Linked DNA regions of Homo sapiens: region 2 is linked to region 1. Evidence: chromatin loops called from intact Hi-C (ENCODE). Cell type or tissue: K562. All regions are shown on one strand. Links, peaks and the distances in the headings refer to the core of each region. The heading gives the core; the rest is flanking DNA.

Region 1 (5,386 bases), core at 387-5,386:
GCCACCATGCCTGGGTAATTTTTGTACTTTTAGTAGAGACGGGGTCTTATTATGCTGGCCAGGCTGGTCTTGAACTCCTGACCTAGTGATCTGCCTGCTTCGGCCTCCCAAAGTGTTGGGATTACAGGTGTGAGCCACCATGCCCAGCCAGTAAGAGATAATTATGTCCATTTCACAGATGGCCAATCTGAGGTTCAGATAAATTCATTGACTTGCAAATAATCTATTTAGGGGCACCATGGGATTTGAATCCAGGTCTCTTCATTCTTTATTCTTTTGTTCACTACTCTGGTCTGCAGTATTATTCTATAACTACTCATTTCATAGGAATTTCTTTTTAAGAGATGGAGGTCTTGCTGTGTCACCCAGGCCTAGTGCAGTGGCACAATCACAGCTCACTGAAGCCTCGAACTCTGAGGCTCAAGTGATCCTCCTGCCTCAGCCTCCCAGGTAGCTGGGATTACAGATGCAAGCCACCATGCCTGGCTTCGTGTAAATTTATAACAATTTGTTTAGGAATATGCTCTCACTCCCATTGTCTGCTTTTCAAATTGGTCAGTAAAATTAGCTATCCTTTCAGGGTTTGACAAAGATTAAGTTTCATGAAAGTAATAAAGCATTGGTATATGTGAAGGCTTTGTTTTCAATGAGTACAATATGACTCAAGGCCTTTTAATATCTTATGAATCAGCTGCTAGCTACATTCTTGTTTGGAATATTTTATTTGCATTGTCAGGAAGATGTAACTATTGACTAATAAAACAAAGAAAATAGAAAAAGCCAGAAGGGAAGGCTGAAAGAGCAATTACAGAGGGTGCAAGTCCATGGAAATGTAGAAAACAAATCTGGGATATGATCTGATTTATAATCAATATAGAATTATTGGCCGCATATTGAAGAGTACTATAAGCTTATACTAAAATGCTACGAACGATGTGTATTTTGAACAGGTGGCAGATGAGTAGATGGGGAGATGGAGGAGGTCATACTTCTGAAGCCTCTGTTAAGTGCCAGCCTCCCTCTCTGAAAGAGAAATTTAGTCTTTATAATATTTTGGTGGGTAGGGTAGGGGTAAGTTTTCTTAGTCCTTTTTTTTTAAACAGAGGAAACTGAAGAGGGTAAGGAAGAGGAAGAGACAGGGAAAAAGAGAGAGAGAGAGGGAAGAAGCAAAACTAATAATGGCAAAGCTGGGATCTAAGTCCAAGATCATCTGTCTTCCATGTACAGGCTCTCTCCACTCTAACATGCGGCCTCATGGTGCACATGTGCATCCAGCAGAACCATGGGGGTTTCCAAAGGCCTCTGGTGAATTTTGTAAAAAGATAATAACCACTGGCTTTTAGTAATGCCTTAGGGTAGCTCAAACTTCAATCAACACGAATGATTTTGACTCTTAAATAACATGAACATGAGAACATATATGTGCCATGTAACGTGATGCAGTGGTCTTAGACCTTTTTGGCACCAGGGACTGGTTTCGTGGAAGACAATTTTTCCATGGATGGGCAGTGGGGGATGGTTTTGGGATGATTCAAGTGCATTACATTTATTGTGCCCTTTATTTCTATTACTATTACATTGTAATATATAATGAAATAATTATACAACTCACCATGATGTAGAATCAGTGGGAGCCGTAAGCTTGTTTTCCTGCAACTAGATGGTCCCATCTGGGAGACAGTGACACCCAAAGTGTGTTGTTTATGTCCAGCCTACTCCATAATCTCATTTCGGTGGCTGTCACTGCAGAAAACCCTGCTTCCCAAAGATAGGGGGTTGTAGATGGAAGCAGGCTCTTCAGTGCTTTTGTGGCAATCTGAGGATATTCCCCTTTGACTTTAACCCAGAATGTATGGAGATTTGAAGTTGTCTCAAACATACTTATAAGGCCACCAGATGCAGCTGTATGATTGAAGTATATCAACTCACCTGTAAAGCCTGCCACCAGATGAAGCTTAATTGTCACTTGCCACTCACCCATAGGGTTTTGATATGAGTCTGCAAGTGATTTATTATGGTCTCTGTGCAGTCAGACCTCTCTGCTAATGTTCATCTGTATTTGCAGCTGCTCCCAGTGCTAGCATCACCACATCAGCTCCATCTCAGATCATCAGGCATTAGATTCCCATAAGGAGCACGCAACTAAGATCCTTGGCACGTACAGTCTGCAATAGGGTTCATGCTCCTATGAGAATCCAGTGCCGTCACTGATCTGACAGGAGGTGGAGCTGAGGCGGTAATGGGAGCAATGAGGAGTGGCCGTAAATACTGATAAAGCTTTGCTCGCTCACTGGACCACTGACATAATGGCTCTGCTACTCTCTAGCTGGTTATGTCAAACAGCTACGTAACTCCTCCAGCTCGTGGTTTTCTCATCTGCAAAGTGGGTATGATGACAGCAACTATCTCCTGGGATTCAATGAGGTTAAATTAAGACAAATGAACATCAGCACTTGGTACAGAGCCTGGCATGTAGTGTCGTATTGTTGTTGCTATTATCCCATTCCAAATATCCTCATCACTTTTTATTCTCAAACTTAGTTCCATTCAGGCCACAGTCACAATTCCTTCTATTTTCAACCCATTTTTAAAAATTAGCATTGGCATTGCTCATGAGCTTGCCCTGGCCCTCCTTTGCATTTTAGCCTTTTCTTCTGTTGCTAAATGATCCATGTTCCTTCAATCTTCCGTCCCATACATTATCTTTAGTCTCTGGCATCTCTACTATCATAAACTGTGGGAATGGAGTTTAGGGAAAACGTGCCCAGGCTCTAGAGTCAGACTGGCTGAGTTCAAGTTTGGGCTCCAACACTTACTAGTCAGGTATCCACAACCAGATGGCTTAATCACTCTCAGCCCCTCCCTCAGTTTCTTTGTCTATAAAGTGGGGACAATGACACTGCCTACTAAACATGCTTGCTGTGGGGTTAAATGAGGTAGGATACATAAAGCTCTTGGAAGAGGGCTTGGCACAGAGTATGTGCTCAATCAATGTTAACTGTTGTAATGAATTCCATAGCTTAAGGAATTGTGTCATTAGCAAGTGTACTCTATTGTTTGCTCAGATGCATTTGTATATTTTCTAGATTTTTTCATTTGTGCTATCCCTAAGGAATTGATTTCTGATTCGGCATAACTGCAAACCAAGAAAGGAATGAAAGGTGAATAAGAGCACTTAAACATTGGGGTCTTTCAGTTGCGTGAGCTGCTCTGTTTCCATTGGTTTAAAGACATAGAGAAAACACAGTTCCACTAACCATCCTGTGCTTGAGGAGTTTTTATGTAGGTGAGATCAGAGTGATGAATGATGATGGATGGATTCATTTCAAGTCCATTACAGAGCCAGCTTTACATGGACGTTTACATGGGATTCCTGATCATAGAGGCCACAGTCTAGTGAGGAATAGGAAGAGGGTGACACTTTTGCCTTCCTCCATTGCCATGCAAGCCACCCAAGCACCACAGAACAGAGAAATGGCTTCAGTTCAGTGTAAGGATGAATTTGCCAAGAGGAGTCAAAGGTGGAATGAGCTATCTCTGGAGGGAGTGAAGAGTGAGGTGTTCAAGCAGACTGCATGGTCATTTGTAGGGATAATGATAAGGTTTGGCTGTGTCCCCACCCAAATCTCATCTTGAATTACAATCCCCATAATCCCCATGTATTGAGAGAGGGACTCAGTGGGAGGTGATTGGATCATGGGAGCAGTTTCTCCCATGCTGCTCTCGTGATAGTGAGATCTCACCAGATCTGATGGTTTTATGAGGGGCTCTCCTCCTTCGCTTCACACACACACACATGCTCTCTCTTTCTCTTTCGCTCTGTCTCTATTGCCACCATATAAGACATGCCTCTTCCCCTTCGGCTGTGATTGTAAGTTTCCTGAGGCCTCCCCAGCCCTGCGGAACTGTGAGTCAATTAAGCCTCTTTCCTTTATAAATCAATTACCCAGTCTCGGGTATGTCTTTATAACAGTGTGAAAACAGACTAATATAGATAATGTAGAGGGGAGTTGGGCATGAGAGAGATGGCAGACCAGGTGACCTTTGTGGCTCATTCAACCTAAGAATCTAATTAAATTCAGGGAAACTGGGTTTGATCCCTTGGAGAACGCTTGGATTTGCTGTATGTGTTTGAACTGACCACTCTGTGTTTTCTCCCATCTGGGAATACTGGCACTTCTTGCTTAAGTTAGAAGTTACAAGTTAATAGCTTATGCCTGTGGTGTTAAATATCATCAAACTTTTGTATAATTTATTCTTTCTTTCCAATGGAGCCAAGACAATATCAAGATCTTTGTACTTACTTTTCCTGCTGTCTGGAGCTCTCTGTTCAAATGCCACTTCCCTGACCCACTTTCATAAAAAACGTCATCCTCCCCCAACACCATACTTGTCATTGTCACTTCCTGTACCTCCCCCTGCTTTTACTCTTTTCCATGGCACTGACATCCACATGACATATTAGATATTCATTTCTTTGGTGTTGATCTGTCCTTGATGAACTATAAGTGTCATGGAACAGGGCTTCATCTGTCTTGTTCACTGTATTTCAGATCCTACAACAGTGCCTGGCACACATCTGGTCCTCAGTAAATATTTGTTGAATGAGAAAAATGTAAGCAGAGATTGGTTTTTATTTTTCATTAATCTTCCTCTATATCTAATTTATGTAAGTTTCTCTTCAAAAAATTGATTGAAAAATCTTTTGAGTTTCCCCCATCCCCAAGGTATGAAATTAAAATGAAAATCTTCAAGAATTCAGCAACGATATCCATTTCAGAGGCACTTACAAGGGTTAAAAAAAATCAATCTTTAAAGGGATAAGAAAAAAACCATAGTGCTATATTAAAAACTGGTTTAAGTGACTCATTTTAAGAAAAGGAAGCAATGTTACTTTTCAAAGAAACATGTAAGTACTCTTTATGTCTAACATTCAAAGGATGAATGATTTGATAAGAATACAATTCAGCTTATTTGTAGCTAGGGCTTCTAAGCCATCATCTATAATCAAATATAGTAAGAACCAAATTCTTCCCTTACTACTGATATCTGTATTCTTCAACGTTCTTTATTTAAAAAAATAAAATAAACAACAACAAAAAACTATCTAAAAAATCTAAAAGCAAGTCAATGTCTGTTTCCAGTAGATGGCACTGCAAATCAAGTCTTTGTAGATCTACTAACTATCACTTCTTTGATCATGATAATAATGATTTATTCTGTACTAAGATCATCTAAAGCAGCTTACACAGTGAAAACAAATAGGATGGCGATGCTGAAGCTACATGAAAGCTGAGATAGTCCAGCTCCCTAATACTGGTATCTCTCCTCTTGTATACCATAGCCGGGCACTTATTAAGGTAGTGGGTGAATGTAACAAATTGTC
Region 2 (5,386 bases), core at 294-5,293, 1.0 Mb after region 1:
AGTTTGGCTGAGAGCTCCCTGTGCACGAGAGGCTGGCCACAGAGAGAGCATTGACCAGGATTTTCTCAGATCCCGTCCAGCAAGACCATGCTTAGGAGAGAGGAAGAAGTCGTAAATCAGCCAGAGAAGAAGAAATGCCTTTGTTACATCATAAAACTGCAGGCAGGGGTCTGAGCTCTCAGAGCCTCTGTCTCCAATGGACCCATCAATGATGGCCAACAGAGGAAGCATCAGCCTTAAACACCCACAGACCGGGAACATCCCAGAACCCACTCACAACAATGCAAACCAAGGAAGACTTCTCCTGCCACCTCTCTCCTTTCTCTGTCCTTTCCCAACTTCGGGGAAGAAGGAGCAGAAACCATGGTCATCGGACTGCGGAAGGAGAGGACTGAGCATGGGCGGGTGAGAAGTATGAAGACGCTGACCACGTGCCTTCCCCACCACAAGCCACCAGCACTGCCCTCTCGAGCTAGATGAGAGGACAGGGTCAACTTTAAATCGGTTTTCAATTATTCATGGCATTGCACATGTAAGTTACAGAAATGAATCTTGAGGGAGCAACTGAAGGACATGTCTAATGTCACCGGAAAGGTCATGGGACCTCTGAGATTTCAGCCAAAGTTTGGAAGAATGAGCCCCACAGAGCAGGTCTGAATGGATGGTGGGCGCAAATAATAAAGGTGTTGGTTTGGTTTGGTTTTGCCCCGAGAATTTTGCTTGTTTACACACAGACAAGCCCTAGAGTGACAGTGATGTTGCTCTTGGTGCCACAGCTACACAGGAGATTTCTTGCACGTAGGGACCACGCTCTTTACCACCGAGCCTACCACCCTGGCAGACACTCCTCCATCACGTGCATTTGTTGAGTGAGTGGGTGAATAGGATGTGGGTGAGCACGTCTCTACAATCCTCTGTCTGTGTGGGGCCTGGCACACGAGAATGCCTGGTGGAAATTACTTCGTCCTACAGGCACTACAGGATTAACTGGACTTAGGTATCAGGTCCTCTCTCCTGAAGAATTTTAGACAGAGGCAAAAACCAGATGGCCAAGAGAAGAGGCATTTGGTAAAGACCACAAGGCAGCCAAAGGGATGGGCAGCAGAAGCCAGGAGGTAGGGTCGGTCACAGTAGCAGAGACACAGGGTCGTCCTGCCACCGCAGTGTGGGTGACTCAAGGAGGGCTAAGACTAGCAACTTCCAGTAAGTTGCTCTCACTTCCCGGAGTTACTGAGGGGTCCCCAAGGTGCTGGGAGTCTTGCAGGCAGCCCTCCAGTCAGTCCTGTGTTATTCCTCTCTCTGACTCAGGGAACCATCCTGATGGGCAGCAGCCCCCAGCCGACGGCAGGCCGGGGAATGAAGCCACTGGCTGCTCTCCTTCCCTCAATGCCGTCTGCTCAGTCTCCTGGAGGGTCAGTGATGAGGGAAGGAGCCCCAACTTCCTTGTTTCTCCCTGCGTCCTAAATAAGTCCGGAACCCAAAGAGACTGAGTGTGTCCCTGGGGCATGCGTGTGCCTGTGTGTGTATATCAGAGCAAGACACCACACTGCCGTGAGCACCAGGCTGGCTGACTCATTGTTCCCTACATGCCTGATGTCTGCTCCTGCTCTAGGGCTTTTGCTCATTCTCTCCTACCAGGCTGAAAGGGCCAACACATCTCATAAACAACCCCAAAGCCAACCCACCCCAGGCCTGGCTGCAGCATCAGCCTCCTGCCTTTGCTGACCACACCAGCTGTTGCTGTCCAGAGATGCCTCCCACCTCTATTTGTCCTCTGAAATAAGCATAGTGAAGAGCTGGGCCAAACTCCCAGAGCCCAGAGATATTTGGAAATGGAGTAGGCGCCACCCAAGTTTGTTTCTGTACAGCACCCAACTCACTGTCTGAGAAGGACCCTCAGAGGTTGGCAGCAACTCCCACCAGGGGGTCATCTGAGAGGCACAGTGACCACAGTGATCAATGATGTCTCACCATGAGGACAGGAAGGAAATGCCCAGCCAGGGAACATGTTTTCTGCCCCCAGCTTCTGCCTTCCATGTCGTTTCTTCACTCTACTGCGGATGAAGCTTTGACTATAAAATATGCTGTTGGAATGCACCAACTGCCCTACTCCCAGGTGGCAGAAGGAGAGCTCAGTTTTCCTTCTGGAAAATTCTTGCAATTACCAGGTACTGGGTGAAGTGCTTTGTGTATATTACCTCATTTAACCCCTGACGACAATCTCTGAGGACAGCATCATTGTCTCCATTTTATCAACAAGGACACTGAGGTTTGGAAAGATTACACATCTTTCCCAGAATCATAGAAGAAGAGCTGGAACTAGATCCCAAGCCTGTTTGATGACAAAGCTTGTCCCTCTATCACCATAAGGGGAGGGACAGCAAGTGGGTTATGGAGTCAGGATGCCCGGGTCACACCCAGCCTCACCCCCGATGTGGTGTATAACCTTGGACAAGTCACTTAAACACTCAGCCTCAGTCTCCTCCTTTCTAAAATGAGGACCAAAAAATAAAGACAAAAAATAAAATAAAATAAGGACAATAATAGTGCTAGCCTCACAAGCCATATGAGAAGTGAATAACGCCATCTATGCAAAGCACTTGGAAGAGTACCTAATGTGGAATAGGTACCCACTAACATAGTATTATTATTTTATTGCTGCATCCCAACATAAATCATTTAGAGACCTCTTTCATAGGAAAAATAATTCTATCTGATTGATCACAAAGAAAGGGGGTATCAAACCTAAATATGAAGAAGTAAAAAATAAAAACTTCTGCTTTATTTTTCTTATACAGCTATAAAAGCAAGATACAATTTGTAAAAGTTAATACAAAGAAAACTACAAAAGTAATAACACTGACAGAACAAGACTGATTTTATGGTGATGATGACATTACGAGGCTAAAACTAAACGACTACCCTCCATGTCAATGTGTCTTAACTACCATGGTGTGGTTTCTTCTGAGTTCAGCACGGTTAGATGAGCACACATGGTGCAGTGACTCGATCTATGCACCACCTTTCTCTACTGGAACTATCAAGGAAGAGCCAGCTGTGCAGTGTGTCTTGATGTCATTCAACCTTCATTTGTCAAAAATGCTTAAGTGCATCTAGGCTTTTTCTTATAGCACATGACAAATTAATACCATTGGTGGAAATGAAGTCATGAACAAAATGCACCACAAACTCTGAATTCTGACACCGTCTAACAGAACTTTCTGCTGTGATGGAAATGTACCACATCTGCACTGCACAGTATGGTAGCCACTAGCCACATGGAGCTATTGTTGGCTTGAAATGTAGCTGAGATGAAGAAACTGAATTTTTCTTTCTTTGAGACAGGCCTCACTGTGTCACCCAGGATGGAGTGTATTGGCACAAATACAGCTCACTGCAGCCTCCACGTCCTGGGCTCAGGTGATCCTCCAATCTCAGCCTCCCAAGTAGCTGGGACCACAGATGTGCACCACCATGCCTGATTAATTTTTTGAGTTTTTGTAGAGACAGGGTCTCACTTTGTTACCCAGGCTGGTCTCAAATTCTTGGGCTCAAGGGATCCTTCCCCCTTAGCCTTCCAAAGTGCTGGGATTACAGGCATGAGCTACCATGCCCAGGCTACAACAATTATTATCTTCAGAAACACTAAGGATGTATTACATTCACATTCCATCCATGAACTAGACCAGGGGCTATAAAAATTCAGAATGTTAAAGAAACTTCCCAAAAGTAGATGAAAACTAGAGCTAGAAAATGTTGGGAGAATAAACAAATTAGAGTTTCAGTTCCAAAGTCCATGTCTAAATAATAATAATTAGAGAGGAAAAAAAGATCAAAGGGGAGGAAGTCATGAAAGACATAGTATAAGAAAACTCCCCAGAACTGAAATACATAGGTTTTCAATGTGAACAGACTATTTTGGTGTCCAATAAAACAAATGAAAAAAAGATCTACACCAAAGAATATAATTTAAAAAATGTCAGAACACTAGTGATGAGAGAGAGAGAAGTTTTTCTGAAAGCCTCCCATAAAAAGCAAAAGAGGCCACACACAGTGGATCAGGAAAATGGTATTGGACTGCTCACAGTAACAAAGTTACAAGACACTGGAACGATGTCTTCAAAATTCCAAGACAAAATAAATTTGAACATACAATTCTATAACTAGCCAATCTATGATTCAAATGTTAGAATATAATAGAGACATTTTCAGACAACCAATTTCTCAAAAAAATTATCCTCTGCCTACCTGCTATTGAGAGGATATATTTTACCAAAAAAAAGGCGGGAGTGAGGAAATAGGTCATCTCAGGGGAGGGAACTGAAGCAAGAGAGACAAAGACACAGGAACCTGGAAACCAAGGATCCCATGGAAGACTGACTGAAACAAAGGAAGTTCATGCAGTGATTATGAAAAGAAGTTAACGCCAGCAGCCGTGCCATAGTGGTAAAGTCTAGAGAACAACCAGTCAGACGGCAAGGGAGTGGAGCGTCCACACAAAGCAGCTCCCTTAGGGAAGAAGCCCAACTCACAGATTCGAAGGCATGGTGTGTTTAAGTGTATTAAAAGGAGATTTCGAGGCCTAGGCGGGTGGATCACGAGGTCAGGAGTTCGACACCAGCTTGACCAATATGGTGAAACCCCATCTCTACTAAAAATACAAAAATTAGCCAGGTGTGGTAGTGCGCACCTATAATCCCAGCTACTCAGGAGGCTGAGGCAGGAGAATCACTTGAACCCGGGAGGCAGAGATTGCAGTGAGCCGAGATCGCACCACTGCACTCCAGCCTGGGCGACAAGAGTGAGACTCTGTCTCAAAAAAAAGGAGATTTCGGCTGGGCACGTTGCCTCACACCTATAATCCTAGCACTTTGGGAGGCCAAGGAGGGCAGATCATCTGAGGTCAGGAGTTAAAGACCAGCCCAGCCAACATGGCGAAACCCCGTCTCTACTAAAAATACAAAAATTAGCTAGGCATGGTGGCATGCACCTGTAATCCCAGCCACTTAGGAGGCTGACAGAGGAGAGTCACTTGAACCCAGGAGGTGGAGATTGCAATGAGCCAAGATGGCGCCACTGCACTCCAACCTGGGTGACAGAACAAGACTCTGTCTCAAAAAAAAAAAAAAAAAAAAAGGAGATTTCAGTTCTGTCAGAGATTTGAGAGTGGGTGATACACAGAAACCCAAGCATATTAATAACTATTTTATTAATTCCAAATAAAAGAATACTTTGTCCAGAAATGCAAAGATAATTATAATACATTAAATGGATCCACTGTGAGTAATGATAATGTAAATGCCAAATTAATCAAACTGAGAGTTACAACCTGACTGAGAGAATGGGGGAGCATGGAGGGTATGTGTGTGGGGAATTGATTAAATAA

Evidence for each region. A loop is a pair of places that touch in the nucleus more often than their neighbours do. Peaks named below come from ENCODE experiments on the same cell type or tissue, not always from the same donor. Only the 100,000 strongest peaks of a DNase experiment are listed, where the experiment ranks them.
Region 2: a loop joins it to region 1, with 12 times the contacts of the local background. A loop is called at or near these places in 25 of 110 quality-filtered maps.

The regions. Positions count from the first base shown.
Region 1 is chr10:7,417,027-7,422,412 of GRCh38, reverse strand. No RefSeq gene overlaps it. Among named protein-coding and RNA genes, the nearest start is that of SFMBT2, 8.7 kb to the right of the region's middle. In K562, for the core only: a CTCF peak has its summit at 5,149 (motif pointing right); a DNase peak (open chromatin) is centred at 2,298; H3K27me3 peaks cover 687 bases.
Region 2 is chr10:6,419,436-6,424,821 of GRCh38, reverse strand. It overlaps a transcript of PRKCQ not described here. Among named protein-coding and RNA genes, the nearest start is that of LINC02656, 72 kb to the right of the region's middle. In K562, for the core only: no CTCF peak of the experiment used is centred there; no DNase peak of the experiment used is centred there.